2 separate regions of the Homo sapiens genome follow, and region 2 is linked to region 1. A link is an interaction called in ENCODE POLR2A ChIA-PET data of the cell type or tissue named here. Cell type or tissue: K562. All regions are shown on one strand. Links, peaks and the distances in the headings refer to the core of each region. The heading gives the core; the rest is flanking DNA.

The links. Peaks named below come from ENCODE experiments on the same cell type or tissue, not always from the same donor. Only the 100,000 strongest peaks of a DNase experiment are listed, where the experiment ranks them.
Region 2: POLR2A ChIA-PET joins it to region 1 with 5 read pairs; 2 of 35 experiments call an interaction of 5 or more read pairs at or near these places.

Annotation. Positions count from the first base shown.
Region 1 is chr5:57,158,990-57,166,830 of GRCh38, forward strand. No RefSeq gene overlaps it. Among named protein-coding and RNA genes, the nearest start is that of GPBP1, 11 kb to the right of the region's middle. In K562, for the core only: no CTCF peak of the experiment used is centred there; a DNase peak (open chromatin) is centred at 4,832.
Region 2 is chr5:56,850,893-56,858,733 of GRCh38, forward strand. It overlaps MAP3K1 (mitogen-activated protein kinase kinase kinase 1), which reads left to right. Exons shown (of 20, transcript NM_005921.2): 2 at 5,708-5,858. It also overlaps the pseudogene LOC124901214. Among named protein-coding and RNA genes, the nearest start is that of MAP3K1, 39 kb to the left of the region's middle. RefSeq lists a silencer at 149-328. In K562, for the core only: no CTCF peak of the experiment used is centred there; no DNase peak of the experiment used is centred there.

The DNA of each region.
Region 1 (7,841 bases), core at 1,766-6,765:
GAGTTGAGACCCACTGGCCTAGAGTAACAGCTTTTCACTTTTGGACCAATAGACCCCTTTCAGGATAGAATGAAAATTAGTAACAATCCCATCTACACGTAAGCAGAAACCTTTGCATAAACAGTCTGTGCTTTATTATATGCAAGTGAGCCCACTCTTGGGGATAGTTGGAAGATGGGGTAATGAAGGAAGGCATGTAAATAGTTTGATAACAGAAAACTATTTCACTCTTTCTCAGTTTGTACATTTAAATCCTTTCTCTACAATGGTTCTTGTCTGTCCCAGGACAAAATCTTAAGCATGTTTTGTAGTTTTTTTACTGTCAATTTTAGACAAGAAAAAGGCCAGTCCAGTTGAATAGTCCACATTCCAAACTGTCACCAATTCAAGTTCTCCTTCCGTCAAGCTCAAATATATTTCATGTTTTATTGTTTGGAAGGGAGGAAGCAGAAATAAAGAACAGAAAGGTCTTATACAGTTATAATCTGGTATTGGTGTCCTCTAGATTGAACGGATGTTAAATGCTGGTTTTTTCCCATAGAGAGTTTCTCTAGATACTCTCCCACTTTGAGAATTTCTTTGTAGAGATAAAGTCTCACTATGTTACCCAGGCTGGAGTGTAGTGGCTATTCATAGATGGGATCCTGGTGCTCTACAGCCTCGAATTCCTGAGCTCAAGGGATATTCCTGCCTCAACCTCCCAAGTAGCTGTGGTGTCCCGGGTGTAGGACACCACACCCAACCACTTTGAGAATTTCTAATGTTAAAAACCTTTTTTTAGGCCGGCGCAGTGGCTTACCTGTAATCCCAGCACTTTGGGAGCCCAAGGTGGGCAGATCACGAGGTCAAGAGATTGAGACTATCCTGGCCAACATGGTGAAGCCCCATGTCTACTAAAAATACAAAAATTAGCTGGGCATGCTAGCGCATGCCTGTAGTCCCACCTACTCAGGAGGCTGAGGCAGGAGAATAGCTTGAACGTGGGAGACAGGGGTTGCGGTGAGTCGAGATCACGCCATTGCACTCCAGCCTGGGCAACAAGAGCAAAACTCCGTCTCAAAAACAAACAAAAAAACAAAAAAACTGTTTTTTATGTAAAGCAATGATTCCTCCAGCTGGCCATGTGTGGTCTTCCCTTGGCCCCTGGTTTCCAGGAGTTTCCAGTGACCCACCTCTCTGCTGGAGTCACCACATCCTTACAAGTGGTCTTCTTGGTGCAAATCCAGCTCCCTTACCCCAGTCCATATTTGGCTTTGGCTTATGAATAACTCACGCATCCTCTGCCCCACCAACCACTGGGTGCAGACCGTTCCCAACACAGTCCCCTCTCTTAGCTCTTTTGTCAGAAAAGCAGGTCAATACAGCCTTGCTGAGTCAGGTGCTGTGTGGCTTCCAAGCTTCAGGGGAAAATGTGAACCTAGCTCACTTGTTCTTCTAAAGCCCTTTAAACAGGAGGCTTGGCGGGGCACGGTGGCTCACGCCTGTAATCCCAGCACTTTGGGAGGCCGAGGCGGGAGGATCACGAGGTCAGGAAATCGAGACCATCCTGGCTAACACGGTGAAACCCCGTCTCTACGAAAAATACAAAAAATTAGCCGGGCGGGGTGGCGGGCGCCTATAGTCCCAGCTACTCGGGAGGCTGAGGCAGGAGAATGGCGTGAACCCGGGAGGCGGAGCTTGCAGTGAGCCGAGATCGCGCCACTGCACTCCAGCCTGGGCGACACAGCGAGACTCCATCTCAAAAACAACAACAACAACAACAACAACAACAACAACAACAATAATAATAATAAACAGGAGGCTTAGCTTGAGAAGGGGCTAAGCTCTAGCCTCCCCTTGCCCATTGCCCAGGGCATTTGGCTAGTGGGGAGAGCATCACCACACTAATACAGTGTGTGTTTGAGATTCATTTATTTCCTACTTAGAACCAAATTTTGACTTCTATAAACAGAGATGAGGCCATGGGTATCTTGCTCCTTGTTGCATCCTCAGCATTTAGCCCAGTCCCTAAGTCAGAGTAGGTTGTATATGACTAACTGTTTAATGGATGAATTACTATGCCATTAGTAACTAAGTTTTCTGCTTGTAAGTTAAAGCAAAAAACAACACAGAAAATTTTAAGTAATTTTTCTGTTTTCATTTTCTTTTTCTCATCCTCCAATTTTACTTTTTCATTCCAATTCTACTTTTCTCTTAACCTTTGATACACCAACTTTTTTTCCTCAAATTGTCTTTTTTCACCCATTCATTTTACACTTCTAGAAGTTTGGCTGGATTCACCTTTTGCAGTAGAAAAGAATGCTAACTGCAAGGAGACTTCCCAGAGTCTTCCTCAGATTGCCTTTCATTATGCTGACGTGAAAAGAGCTTCTGCTTTGGGTGATAGAGGAAAATTGGATAGGATAAATTGCTTCCTTTTCAATTATATTCCACAAAAAGGATCCTGCTTTTAAGGGAAACTTATTTATAGACAGAGCCAGTGATTCTGATTCTTCTTTGGGCTAGCCATGCTGTTGACACAAAAAGAAAAACACCAGAATTGTTACACTTACCTTATAGGTTGTTTCAGATGGCCAGTTTCTTTACCAAAAGCTGAAGGTCTTCCTCAATAGACTTTGGAGATCATGGATGAAAGAAAACACTGCATTGTATCAGTCAACTTACAGGACAAGGGCCCTGAATTCATAGGTGCTCCTTAGGATGAAAATGACAGAAACCCAATACAAACTAGTAAAGAAGTAAAGAAAATGTATTTACTTCCATTACTGTGAAGTTCAGAGATGATCACTGCTTCAGGAAGGAAGGACTACATTCAAAGACTAAAAAATATGTCAATGCTCTGATTATTTTTGTTTCTGAGAGCTACATGGCAGACAATAGAAATCCCAGATTTTGTCGACTGGTGATCCCACATTTACAACCTCTCAGTTTTAGTAACCCCAGTAGAAAGAGAATGTCTTTATGAGAGCATCTCTGGCAAAGTCCTACACAAGGTTATAATTGGTCAAGCTTGAGTCACATCCTCAAATTGACACTGTGGCCATGAAGATGGAATTTTTTCTTTTTTTTCTTTTTTTTTTTTTGAGATGGAGTTTTACTCTGTGGCCCAGGCTGGAGTGCAGTGGTGCAATCTCAGCTCACTGCAACATCTGCCTCCCCGGTTCAAGCAATTCTCCTGCCTCAGCCTCCCGAGTAGCTGGGATTACAGGTGTGTGCCACCATGTCTGGCTAATTTTTTGTATTTTTAGTAGAGATGGGATTTCACCATGCTGGCCAGGCTGGTCTCGAACTCTTGACCTCGTGATCCACCCTCCTCAGCCTCCCAAAGTGCTGTGATAACAGGAGTGAGCCAACATGCCCGGTCGAAGATGGTATATTATCCTTTTTTTTTTTTTTTGTTTTGAGATGGAGTCTTGCTTTGTTGCCCAGGCTGGAGTGCAGTGGCACTATCTCGGCTGACTGCAAGCTCCACCTCCCAGGTTCACGCCATTCTCCTGCCTCAGCCTCCCGAGAAGCTGGGACTACAGGTGCCCGCCACCACGCCCAGCTAATTTTTTCTGTATTTTTTGTAGAGACGGGGTTTCACCGTGTTAGCCAGGATGGTCTCGATCTCCTGACCTCGTGATCCGCCCGCCTTGGCCTCCCAAAGTGCTGGGATTACAGGCGTGAGCCACCGCGCCAGGCCCAAATATGTATTTCATAATATCGCAATGTCCCAAACTGAACTCATGATTTCCATCTTCCACCTAACTTGTTTTTGGGCCTCAGTTAACTCAGGGAATGCCATTAACAGCCAACCAAGTGCCTAAATTAGAAACTGGGTGTCATCGCTGACTTTTTTCTGCCTTGTCTTCACAAACATTGAAACATCACATTTTCTGAGTTCTATATCCTATTCTTGAATCTGTTTATGTTGCTCCACCACTCTCTGCTCATTCATTTATTCACTCATTGAATTCCCCATGAAACCTAGAGTGCAGTGGGTGAGGCAGATATTAAATAAATAATCTTATTTTTTATTTTTTATTTTTTTAAGGCAGAGCTTCCTCTTGTTGCCCAGGCTGGAGTGCAATGGCTTGATCCGCCTCCCAGGTTCAAGCAATTCTCCTGCCTCAGTCTCCAGAGTAGCTGGGATTACAGGCACCCAGAACCACACCCAGCTAAATTTTGTATTTTTAGTAGACACAGGGTTTCATCATGTTGGTCAGGCTGGTCTTGAACTCCTGACCTCTGGTGATCTGCCTGCCTCGGCCTCTCAAAGTGCTGGGATTACAGGTGTGAGACACTGAGCTCGGCAAAAATTTTTTTTTTTTGGAGACACAGCGTTGCTATGTTGGCCAAGCTGGTCTCTACTCCTGGCCTCAAGCAATCCTCCTGCCTTGACCTCCCAAAGTGCTGGGTTACAGGCGTGAGCCACCATGCCCAGCTAAATAAACTTATAAATTATTAATAACCTTAATTTATAAGTATGATCAGTGCAATAAGGGAGAGTAGGGGAACTAGGTAGGTAGTCAATACAGCTGTCTATAAAAGTGACATTTAGGCTGTGACTTAAAAGCTTGTAAGAGATGGAGACAGAAAGTGGGAGAGTACATGTGTTCCAGGCAGAAGAAACAGTTTGCGTAATGATTTTCATCAGGGAGAATCATGGTGTGTGGGAGAAACCAAAAGGAGGCCAGGGGAGTCCCAGCCACCATCATCTTTCACCTGGATTACTGCAATAGGTTTGTAGCTTCTTTCTCTTCCTGTAGCCTCATTTTCCTTATCTCTTTTTCAGGGGATCACAAGAAGGCTCTTTTGAAAGCATGAATCCAATCATGTCTTTCTCCTGCTTAAAAGACTTTCCAAAGCCTCCAGGATAAACATCTAATCTTCCTAGCACAGTGCTGAGGCCCTTGTGATGCGATCTCAACCCTCTCTGGGTTCCCAGCAGCCTGGGTGGTAACAGTCATTTCTCTTTGCATCTTTGGAAATGCCTTGCTGTGGCCTTTTTTTTTTTTTTTTTTTTTTTGACGGACTCTCACTCTGTTGCCCAGGCTGGAGTGCAGTGGCATAATCTTGGCTCGCTGTAACCTCCACCTCCTGGGTTCAAGTGATTCTCCTGACTCAGCCTCCAGAGTAGCTGGAATTACAAGAGTGCGTCACCATGCCCAGCTAATTTTTGTATTTTTAGTGGAGATCGGGTTTTGCCATGTTGGCCAGGCTGGTCTCCGACTCCTGATGTCAGGTGATACGCCTGCCTCGGCCTCCCAAAGTGCTGGCATTTCAGGCATGAGCCACTGTACCCGGCCCCTTTGTGGCTTATTTTTATCCTTGTGCTTCTAGTTGTGCAACAGCATCTACCTGGAAGGCCCCCGCCCCCTGGAATTCTGTTCAATTTACCAGACTCAGCTTTTAAAACTTTTTCTTGAAAAGCCATCCCATAGCACCCTGTACATGCCTCTAACACAGCACCTAGCAAAACGTCTTGAAATGTATTCACTTGACAAATATTTATTGAATGGCTACTATTGCTAGGTACTGTAGGGTACAGCAGTGAGTGTAGATATTTTGTCAGTTTTATCTCTCAGGTGGTAGGAATTTGGAGGCAGGAACTATATCCTAATCATTTGTGTATCCGCAACAGATAGCACAGCAACAACACTTAATATGAAATAAATCCAAAATGAACTGAGCTAGGATTCAAGCCTAGGTCTGTCTAACTCCAAAGCCCACACTCTTTCCACTGCTATGTGGAAACCAGATTAATCTGAGTCTATTAAAGTGAAAATAGTAGCATTTTAAGACAAACGGTAGGGTAGCATGGATCATATCTAATTCATTGAGCAGTGGGTCGCTTGAGCCCAGGAGTTCGAGATCAGTCTGGGCAACATGGTGAAACCCAGTCTTTATAAAAAATACAAAAGTCACTCACAGCCTGGGAAACAGAGTGAGACCCTGTCTCAAAATAATAACAATAATAAAAAAGTTTAATTTTGAAGTACAGTAGGACCTTACTTCTAACATATACTTTTGCTTGATTTCAAAACCACAATGAGATACCATCTCACACCAGTTAGAATGGTGATCATTACAAAGTCAGGAAACAACAGGTGCTGGAGAGGATGTGGAGAAATAGGAACACTTTTACACTATTGGTGGGACTGTAAACTAGTTCGACCATTGTGGAAGACAGTGTGGCGATTCCTCAAGGATCTAGAACTAGAAATACCATTTGACCTAGCCATCCCATTACTGAGTATATACCCAAAGGATTATAAATCATGCTGCTATAAAGACACATGCACACATATGTTTACTGAGGCACTATTCACAATAGCAAAGACTTGGAACCAAGCCAAATGTCCAACAATGATAGACTGGATTAAGAAAATGTGGCACATATACACCATGGAATACTATGCAGCCATAAAAAAGGATGAGTTCATGTCCTTTGTAGGGACATGGATGAAGCTGGAAACCATCATTCTCAGCAAACTATCGCAAGGATTTTTTTTGAGACAGGGTCTCACTTTGTCACCCAGGCCGGAGTGCAGAGGTACGATTTCCACTCACTGCCACTCACTGCAGCTTCCTTGACCTCCCAAGTTCAAGCAATCCTGCCTCTGTCCCCCAGTCCCCCAAGTAGCTGGGACTACAGGCACAGGCCGCCACACCCTGTTAATTTTTGTATTTTGTGTAAAGACAGGGTTTTGCCATGTTGCCCAGGCTGGTCTCGAACTCCTGAGCTGAAGCCATCCGCCAGCCTCAGCCTCCCAAAGTGCTGGGATTACAGGCATGAGCCACCACTCCTGGACTGAATTTTTTAAAAAGCTGATTAGTATGAAAACATGTCCTAGTGTCACTAAAGTTGAAGTGATCTATGACTACTCTAGTTCTGAAACTTAAAAGCTCAATACTAGACACCAAAATGAGAAATCTTTTTAAAAAAATGTTTCTTAGAATAGAGACGGGGTCTTATTATGTTGCCCAGGCTGGTCTCAAACTCCTAGGCTCAAGGGATTCTCCTGCCTCAGCCTCCCAAAGTGCTGGGATTGTAGGTGTGAGCCACCCAGCCCAGCCCAAATGAGAAATCTTTAGTTTTACTTCTATCTCCATTTCCTTTGATTGGCTTTTGACCATGTCATTTAGCTTGTCTGTATCCCTATATGCTCATTAGACAATTAGACTCAATGTTATGAGAAATATTAATTCACTTAAGTAGAGTGGTTGGGAGGGTTGCCACTTAGTTACACTGGGAAGCTATGGATTCAATCAAGTTTCTGAAAAATATGGTGGATTTCCTTTCCTAAAATGGGTAGCCAGAGTTAAAAGTGGAAGATGCTATGCAAAAATGAACTTGGAAAGAAACCTAAGAGGATAAATAAGAGGGAAATTCCACCACGTGTGTTTGCCCTTCTCTTCAATCATTCATTGGCCATACTTCATTCCTTTCACTCCAGAGTGTATTAGACAGAAACAGGAAGTTGGGGTTGCAGTGTATGTTGTCATATCTAGAGAACATAACAAACAGAATACTCCTAACCATGGTCCCACATGTTCATTTTACATAGGATCAGGAAGGAGCAAAGTAGCCCGGCACTGGACTGGGTTTCTTCTTGTGTCACCCAGTCTTTAACAAGATGCAGGGAATCAACTACACCTCCAGGGTTCCCTGTATTCTTTTCCATTTCTAGAGACAAAGGATACAACCTACTGAAATACAGCACTCTTTTGAAACACTACAAAATATATTCTTCACCTTACCTACAAGAATTTACATGTTTACATTCTTGCTGTAGGTTTAAAATAATAAATGTCATTTATAGAGGCAGCGTTTTGAAAGTCACATATTAGGAAAA
Region 2 (7,841 bases), core at 2,168-7,167, 310 kb before region 1:
TGAGCCATTTAATAAATAACTTAAAAATTACAGTAGACTGGTAGGATTCTTTTTGTTTGTTTATTTTTTTGGACATGGAGTTTTGCTCTTGTTGCCCAGGCTGGAGTGCAATGGCGCAATCTCAGCTCACCGCAACCTCAGCCTCCTGGGTTCAAGTGATTCTCCTGCCTCAACTTCCCTACTAGCTGGGATTACAGGCATGCGCCACTATGCCCGGCTAATTTTGTATTTTTAGTAGAGATGGGGTTTCTCCATGTTGGTCAGGCTGGTCTCGAACTCCCAACCTCAGTTGATCTGCCTGCCTCGGCCTCTCAAAGTGCTGGGATTACAGGCATGAGCCACCGTGCCCGGCCAGGATTCTATTTTTGAGTGTTTATGAAATGTCCCCTGTGTGCCAGGCATTGTGCAGAACTAGTGTTTTAGTCAGACTATTTGAGGTTGCAGGGAACAGAGATGGGTTAAAATTTATTTCATTCCAAATTAAAGAATCCACCAAGAAGTTTCCTCCATTGCAGCATGTACACTTGGCCCGTGGAGAACTAGTCATTCATTATCCAGGGGTGGTATAAAAGTGGCTGTCATCATCTAACAGCTTATCAGGGGACCCGTGTACAACTTGTTAGGTTGACTTTTGTTGCTTCTGCATCCCTGTCTTTCTTCTAATTTCTCTCTCTTCTCCCTTATTTCTGTCTCAGTGTTTCTACTTATTACCTTGCTCTGTTTCCGTGTTAAGTGCCACTCTTCCTGCAGTAACACTATTTGTGTGTTTTACTTTCAAACTCTCAGGGAGAGAGCTGACTCAGGCGTACAATACCGTTCAGTACAGAAGGTCATTGGACCAAGGAACATTCCTGGACCAGGCAGCTGTGGAAGCTGGGATGGATTCAGATGTATAAAGCACCTTAAGCATTAGCCACCACCCTTAGGACTGGGCAGACCCTTCGCTTCCCAGAAAGGGGCAGTATGTCAGGTCACTGGGCAGTGTGATAGAACAATGAATAAGAGGGAACTTGTCCTGGAAGAGCTCACAATGTGGAGAGGGAAGCAGATACTTAAACATATACTTAATTTTATGATATATTGTAGTTAATATTTACCATGCAGCGGGAGAGCAGCTAACTGCCGTAGAATGGTGGTAGGAAATTCTTCATTGAAGCCATATTGAGATGGCAAAGGGTATTCCTGGCAGGGAAAAAAAAAAAAAAGTCATCTGCAGAGACGGGAGTAAAATATCATGGTATATTTATGAAGTTTTTTTGTGCTATGAGAAGAGGGCCATAGTTGGTATTTAAGGGGCTCCAGGAAGAAGGTCTAATTTATGGTACTGATGAAGATGATTAGACATAGAACCAGGAGAAAAAGACCTCATAGAAGAGTAGAGGAGAGACCTACAAGAGAGTTAGCACAATCAACAGTGGCTGACACCACATTATAAGGGGAGGACTGACTACAGTTTCCCTGAGAAGGGACCCTTGAAGCATCTTGGTTTTTAACAGGTGAGTTTTGTAGGTCTAGGAAGAGTCTAGCACTAGAAACCTAACCTCAGGGAGTAAGCGTTCTTGAAGTTCTGTGTCAGGTCACAAATTCATTCTTAGGAATGTCTAGAAACCAAAACCAAGAAACCTCATGTTTCCTAAATAAACAGGAAATGAAGATAAAGCTTGATCTGTAATAGTGCTTAAGTTTCTCTTATTTTTCTGACCACAATTTTATTTATTTTTAAGTCTTCAAGGTAGTTTCTCAAAACACATTGTTTAGCTGAAATCTGTTATTTTTTTAAGGTCAAAAGTGTATACACTATTATTTAAAATAGGTATGTTTCTGGGTAATGTTTGGCAAAAATAACTCCCCGAAACATTCACGTTTAACCAACATGAGTTGGAGATGGCTCTCATCTCCCAGTGACTTCACAGCTATCTGTTTAGATTAGCTTTGGTTAAAAAAAGATTTTTTTCCTGCTATGGCTGTGATATCTTAATTGGATGATAAATCACTGCTATATACATACATACATACACACACACACTCATCTAGTAAAAATGAAAACCCTATATATGCCTGGCTTATGGAAGATTATATGTTAGGATTATAACAAAAACAATACAAGTATGTAAAAAAATTTTTCACAGTTTGGTTCTGTTTCAGAGAGAAATTAAACAGAGTAGATGTGATTTATTCGTGGCAAATACAATAGGATTTACTATATATTTCATTGATTCAAAGATCCCAGTGGTTGTAAGTTGTACCATTATTTTATATACTATGAAGGAAATAACACCTGCCAGTTAAATTATAATAACTTTTGATTGCAAGAGGCATTCATATTTCAGATATTAAAATGTGAAAAAATACACATTTTAAAATTAATGACATGTAATTATTACAAAGAGACTAGGAAAAACACTTTGGTTTATATTTGCAGATTAATTTAGGAACAGTGAAAATTGTTCTGAACAACATCTAAATTGCAAATTTAGTCTTAATTAAATACAGAATTATAAAAAAAGTTAATAAGAATAGTCATTAAAATTTAAAACTGGGAAGGCTGTAGGACTGCCAGAGTTAATAAGTGATCATTCACTTAATATATGTTCATACTTATTATGAGCCAGACATGCTTAGATGTTAGGTGTATAGATGGCGATAACACGTGGTCCCCTCACTCATGGAGCTTACAGTTCATAAGAGAGGAACAGTTTGCAAACTGCATTAACCATGTTAAAGGAAAAATACAAGTGCTGTGAAAGAATGGAACTGGGAGTTCTTAATTGAAATTGGGAAAGTCTCTGAGGAGTTGAGGAAAATCTAGAGAGTGGGTAGAAATTAGGTAAAAAGTAGACAGAGAAGGAAGCAGCCTGTCCAGAAGCCCTGAGTAGGAAAGATCTTGGGGTTATTGAGGCAGTGAAGAAGGGGGGTTGCAGGTCTGATGACAGGAATTGAGGTGAGACCACGAGGTGCAGGGCCACTTAGGTTGGGCTAAACATTTTGGATTTTAGTCTAAGCCCGGGGGGAACCACTAGAGCATTTTAATGGAGGAAGTAACCCTGGCTGCACTGTGAAATCTGGGTAAGATTCAAAGTTAAAGAAGCCTCGTTAGGAGCCTGTTGCTAGTTCAGAGCAGGTTTAAGAGCAGCTTGACCTGGATGGGCGTGTGAATGGAAGACATATTTTTTAGAAGATTATTTGACAATATTATCAAAAGTCTTCATTTGTGTACATTTTTAACCCAGCATTTCCATTTCTAGGTGTTTATTCTAAAGAAATAATTTAGGCCAAATGTGGTGTAATCCCAGCACTTTGGGAGGCCGAGGTGGGTGGATCACCTGAGGTCAGGAGTTCGAGACCAGCCTGACCAACATGGTGAAACCTCATCTCTACTAAAAACACAAAATTAGCCAGGCGTGGTGGCACATGCCTGTAATACTAGCTACTTGGAAGGCTGAGGCAGGAGAATCACTTGAACCTGGGAGGCGGAGGTTGCCAGTGAGCCTATTGCACCATTGCACTCCAGTCTGGGCAACAAGAGCTAAACTCCATCTCAAAAAAAAAAAAAAAAAAGAAAGAAAAAAGAAAAAAATAATCTCATAGTCCTTAAACATAAATAAGGTAAAACGAAATTTAAAAAAGAATCTCAGATGTGTGTAAAAGTTCAGCTACTAGAATGCTCATCCCTATTATTTATGATAAAAGAAATTGGTCTAAAAGATGACAGTATTTTCAAACAAGTGGAAAGGAAAGAGACACATTAGACTTTAAGGAGGCCATGCCATCCAGAAAGATTTGTTTAGACAAGGAACATCCTTTGTGTGTTTGACTCAGGGCCAGGAACAGAAACTGAAAATCCATAGCAGAGAAGAGATACTCCTGAAACAGATTTGGGGGAAGAGAGATAGCTAGGACCAGAGGAAAGACTATCAAGCACCTTGGTCTAGGAGTGCAGGAGTTTCTGGTATAAAAATGCACTGCAGTTCCACTGTGAGGCTTATTTTTTGGAACTAGCCTGGGAACCAAACCACCTCTTGCAACATTGTTACTGGAGGGGGAAAGCGCTTTTAATACTAAAGACTTGGAAGTGAATTTTTATTATGCAGTCACCACATAAATTCAGTTGCCTACAAAGCTGAGCCTCCTGGAATACCAACTGAGCAGGATGGACTTTTTTGGAAGACACTTTATCCCCTGTGTTCTTCACCCCTACCTCTCTTTCTCTGCCTTCCTCTCCCTCCTCCTTTTTCTCCTCCTCCTTTCTTCTCTGCCTTCTTCCCTTCTCTCCATCCCCCCTTCCTCTTTCCTTCTTTCTCCTCCCTCCCTCTCTTACTTTCTTCTACACATCCCCTAATATTTATATTTTATAATCAGCATAAAAAGCAGCCAAGCACATATAAGTAAATTAGATAATCCTCCTTTTTTCATACTTTTTGAAAGTCTCATATTGCTTCTATATAACAGTATTTGTGTGTGTATGTGTGTGTAAGGAAATATTTTACGCTGTGGTCTTAATGCCTATTTGCAAGTTTCAAACCAAATGTTATGTATTCTTTGTATTTCTAAAAATGTCTAGGCCAGTTGCTGATACAAAGATGTTTAATATGTTGCCTTCTACTTTCCTCACAGTCTTGATGCTTCAGTGAAACGGGTTAACCGTTTCCTTTCTAGTGAATATTTTTTTTTAAGTAGTTTCTTCTTCCTTTGGCTGATTCTCTGAAGATCGTACTTCATAGTTGTGATTAGCTGGAAAATTCCTAGAGGAGTTTGAATTTGTCTTTGTAGTAAACTTGAGGTTCTTGTTTTTGGTATTTCCTTGAGTATTTCCTTTTCCTATCAGTGTAGAAAAACTGTTCTCTAGCTTTAAAGACTTTTCAAAATAGTTACTGAAATTAGCTTAGTATTTTTAAAGTTGTTACTAATCCCAAGGTGCAGTTGCTTTAACTGCATCCTTATAAATCAGGTTTTCAAATCTATGCATATCGTGTATGCATGTATGCTCATGTGGATATGGGTATATTTTAAAATTAGTGATTTTCGTGAGCTTGATGCTTTGCCTGTTAGGCTTTGTAGAGTTAATTCTCAAACGTTCTTAGTTTAGAGATTGTTTTATTCTGGTAAATCCACACCATTTTATGGAGTAAAGATCAAATGTTTGTACTGGATAATTTTTATTCTTTATAGAGTACCCCAAGTGCTTTGTTATGAAGTCACTGTTCTATGAAAATAAAAATTTAATCATGTAGGCTATGAAAAATTGTTTTGGGGTCATAGATGATGTAGTTAAGTTTCACTTCACTTATTAAATATTTATTGAGCTTATTTCAGATAAATCAGCATATCCACCAGATTCTATCTGTATTGACTTAATTTATTGGAAATCCTGGGATAAAAGTGTAGTAATACACCCTTCTAAATATTTGTTATTTGGGTGGTAGAATTAAAAACAATGCAGTCTTAGTGAATATATTTGTTAATATAGTGCTTAATGTCTTGGGATTCATTTTGTTAACTACAGTGGAACATAGGTCTGCATGATATATGTCAGTAGTATATAATTCAGAATCTTTTCAAGCTTTAAGTCATTTGGGGTTTTTAGCAGTTATCTTTTTTATTACATGTCCGTTGGAAGTATAAAATAGAACCATCCATTCTGTTTGTTCTTGGAAATTATTTTTCATATATACATTTCTCATTTTATTTGTTTCTGCCTGCATTTTAGTCGTGAGATGGAGAATAAAGAAACTCTCAAAGGGTTGCACAAGATGGATGATCGTCCAGAGGAACGAATGATCAGGGAGAAACTGAAGGCAACCTGTATGCCAGCCTGGAAGCACGAATGGTTGGAAAGGAGAAATAGGCGAGGGCCTGTGGTAAGTGGCTATGGGTTACCAGTTATAAGGAAGAAAGCATAGGAGGAAATGGAAAAGTAAGCATAAATAGATCCTCTTGTAAGCTTTTCTTCTTCATTTTAAATGTAGTAGTTTTCTTTACTTGATATTGTGGTCATTTGGAAGAAACCATAATTAAAACTGTGCTCATTAAACAACTTAAACTATTCTGGGAACTTAACTGTTGTGTTTGGTGGAGGGGTAAATGCTTAAACCAAGACTGCCCTCTCATGTCAGTATCTAAAATCCTTTCATTGGAGTTTTATACTGTACTTGTAAATTTTAAAAAGAATTTTTCCAGTTTATTTTAGATGTTTTATCTCTAAGACAGGATCCAAGGATCTTAATTTCAGAAATCTTCTAGGAAAGAAAACATTTAATTGCAGTAATTCATAAGTGTAATGATTGGGTTTTCACATGCATGCATAAGATGTGCGTTTCTCCAACTTTGTTACAGTGTCAGCATGTTATCCTCATTTGACATGAAAAAATGTTTAATAGACCTATGGGGATTAAGATAAATTAAAAATGTGTGGGGTTTGATGAAAGAAAATCTAGAGTCCTAGATTTTAAAAAGCAGGGATACTCTGTCCTTTGCTATAGGTATAAGAATATATATTCTTATAAGAATACCATCATGAAATGTGTGTCTTCATTCTTACAAAGGAAGAAGTATTACAGTATCCTAGCACTAATCTCTCTCAGCAAGTTTTTATTTTGTTCTTTTAAAACAGATATGGCAACTTAAAATTCATCTAAGCTTTGACAAGGGTCTAAATACACCCCTGCCAAGTGATTGTCTGCCCTACATTCATCCCATATGCCTATTTAAGTTTACATTTAAATTAATTAGATGTAAATAAAAGTAAAAATTTAGTTCCTCAGTCTCACCAACTACATTTCAAATGCTCAGTAACCACATGTGGCCAATGGCTACCTTTTAGGCAGTGCAGTTTTAGCACATTTTCACTGCCTCAGAAAGCTCTCTTAGATGTGTAGTACTGACTCGTGTCTGACTTAAATAACTCAATAATCCCTGTGGCTTTCGATATCCTCATCACTGAGCTGCAGTCTGTCAGGAATATTTTACCCACTGGTTCTCATTCTAACCGATGGAATTATACAGAATAAATCTAATTGTTCCTTTCCATACCAGCACTTGGTAAGTTATTATGGGCCCGTGAGTCCTTGTCTTTACAGCTAAGTTTCTACATTTCTTCCATTTATTACTCACGTGAGGTGGTATGGTGGGAACCCCTCACCATTTTAGCTATTCGTGCCAGAAGGTGAATATGAAGAAATTAAGGATTTATCTTAGAGAAGAGAAAGTGCTATTGAAACATCTTGTAGAATGTTGGCAGTTAAAAGGGCATATTACTACTCAATCAATATAAAGAACTTTTGAACAAGCAGAGCCATCTGAAGTTTGAATGTGCTGCTTTCTGAGCTCCTTTAGATGGAGGTGTTCAAACAGCCTAAATCTTTTGAGAATACCGTAGGGCATAAATCACAACTTTTTAAAAATGAGCCAGCTATTTGTTCTTTATTATACATGAACTAAGAATATCCAGTTCTCTAAAACAAAATTTTGGTTTTTATACTGTTCACTTTCTAGCAAGTACCAAAGTACCTTGTCTGTATATAAGACATGAGTGAAGAGGGAGGAGATGTGTGGAATAAGATGCATAACACATAGTCCTTAAGCTTAATTATGCCACCCTACATTTTATGATTTACGGATTTCGTATTATCCTTAGGAAGTTTACTGTTTACTTGGGAGGTCTGATTTTGTTTGTTTTTATACTTTAAGTAAGTTGTGTCAAATCATTCTTGAAACATAAAGGGTAAATATCTCCAAATGGGAAAATTAGACTTATACATAATAAATAGAGTAATACATGAAATATCACAAAGCAACTTGTGACTAGGTGCCAAATGTGTGGGATGGGCAGAAGAGCAATAGGG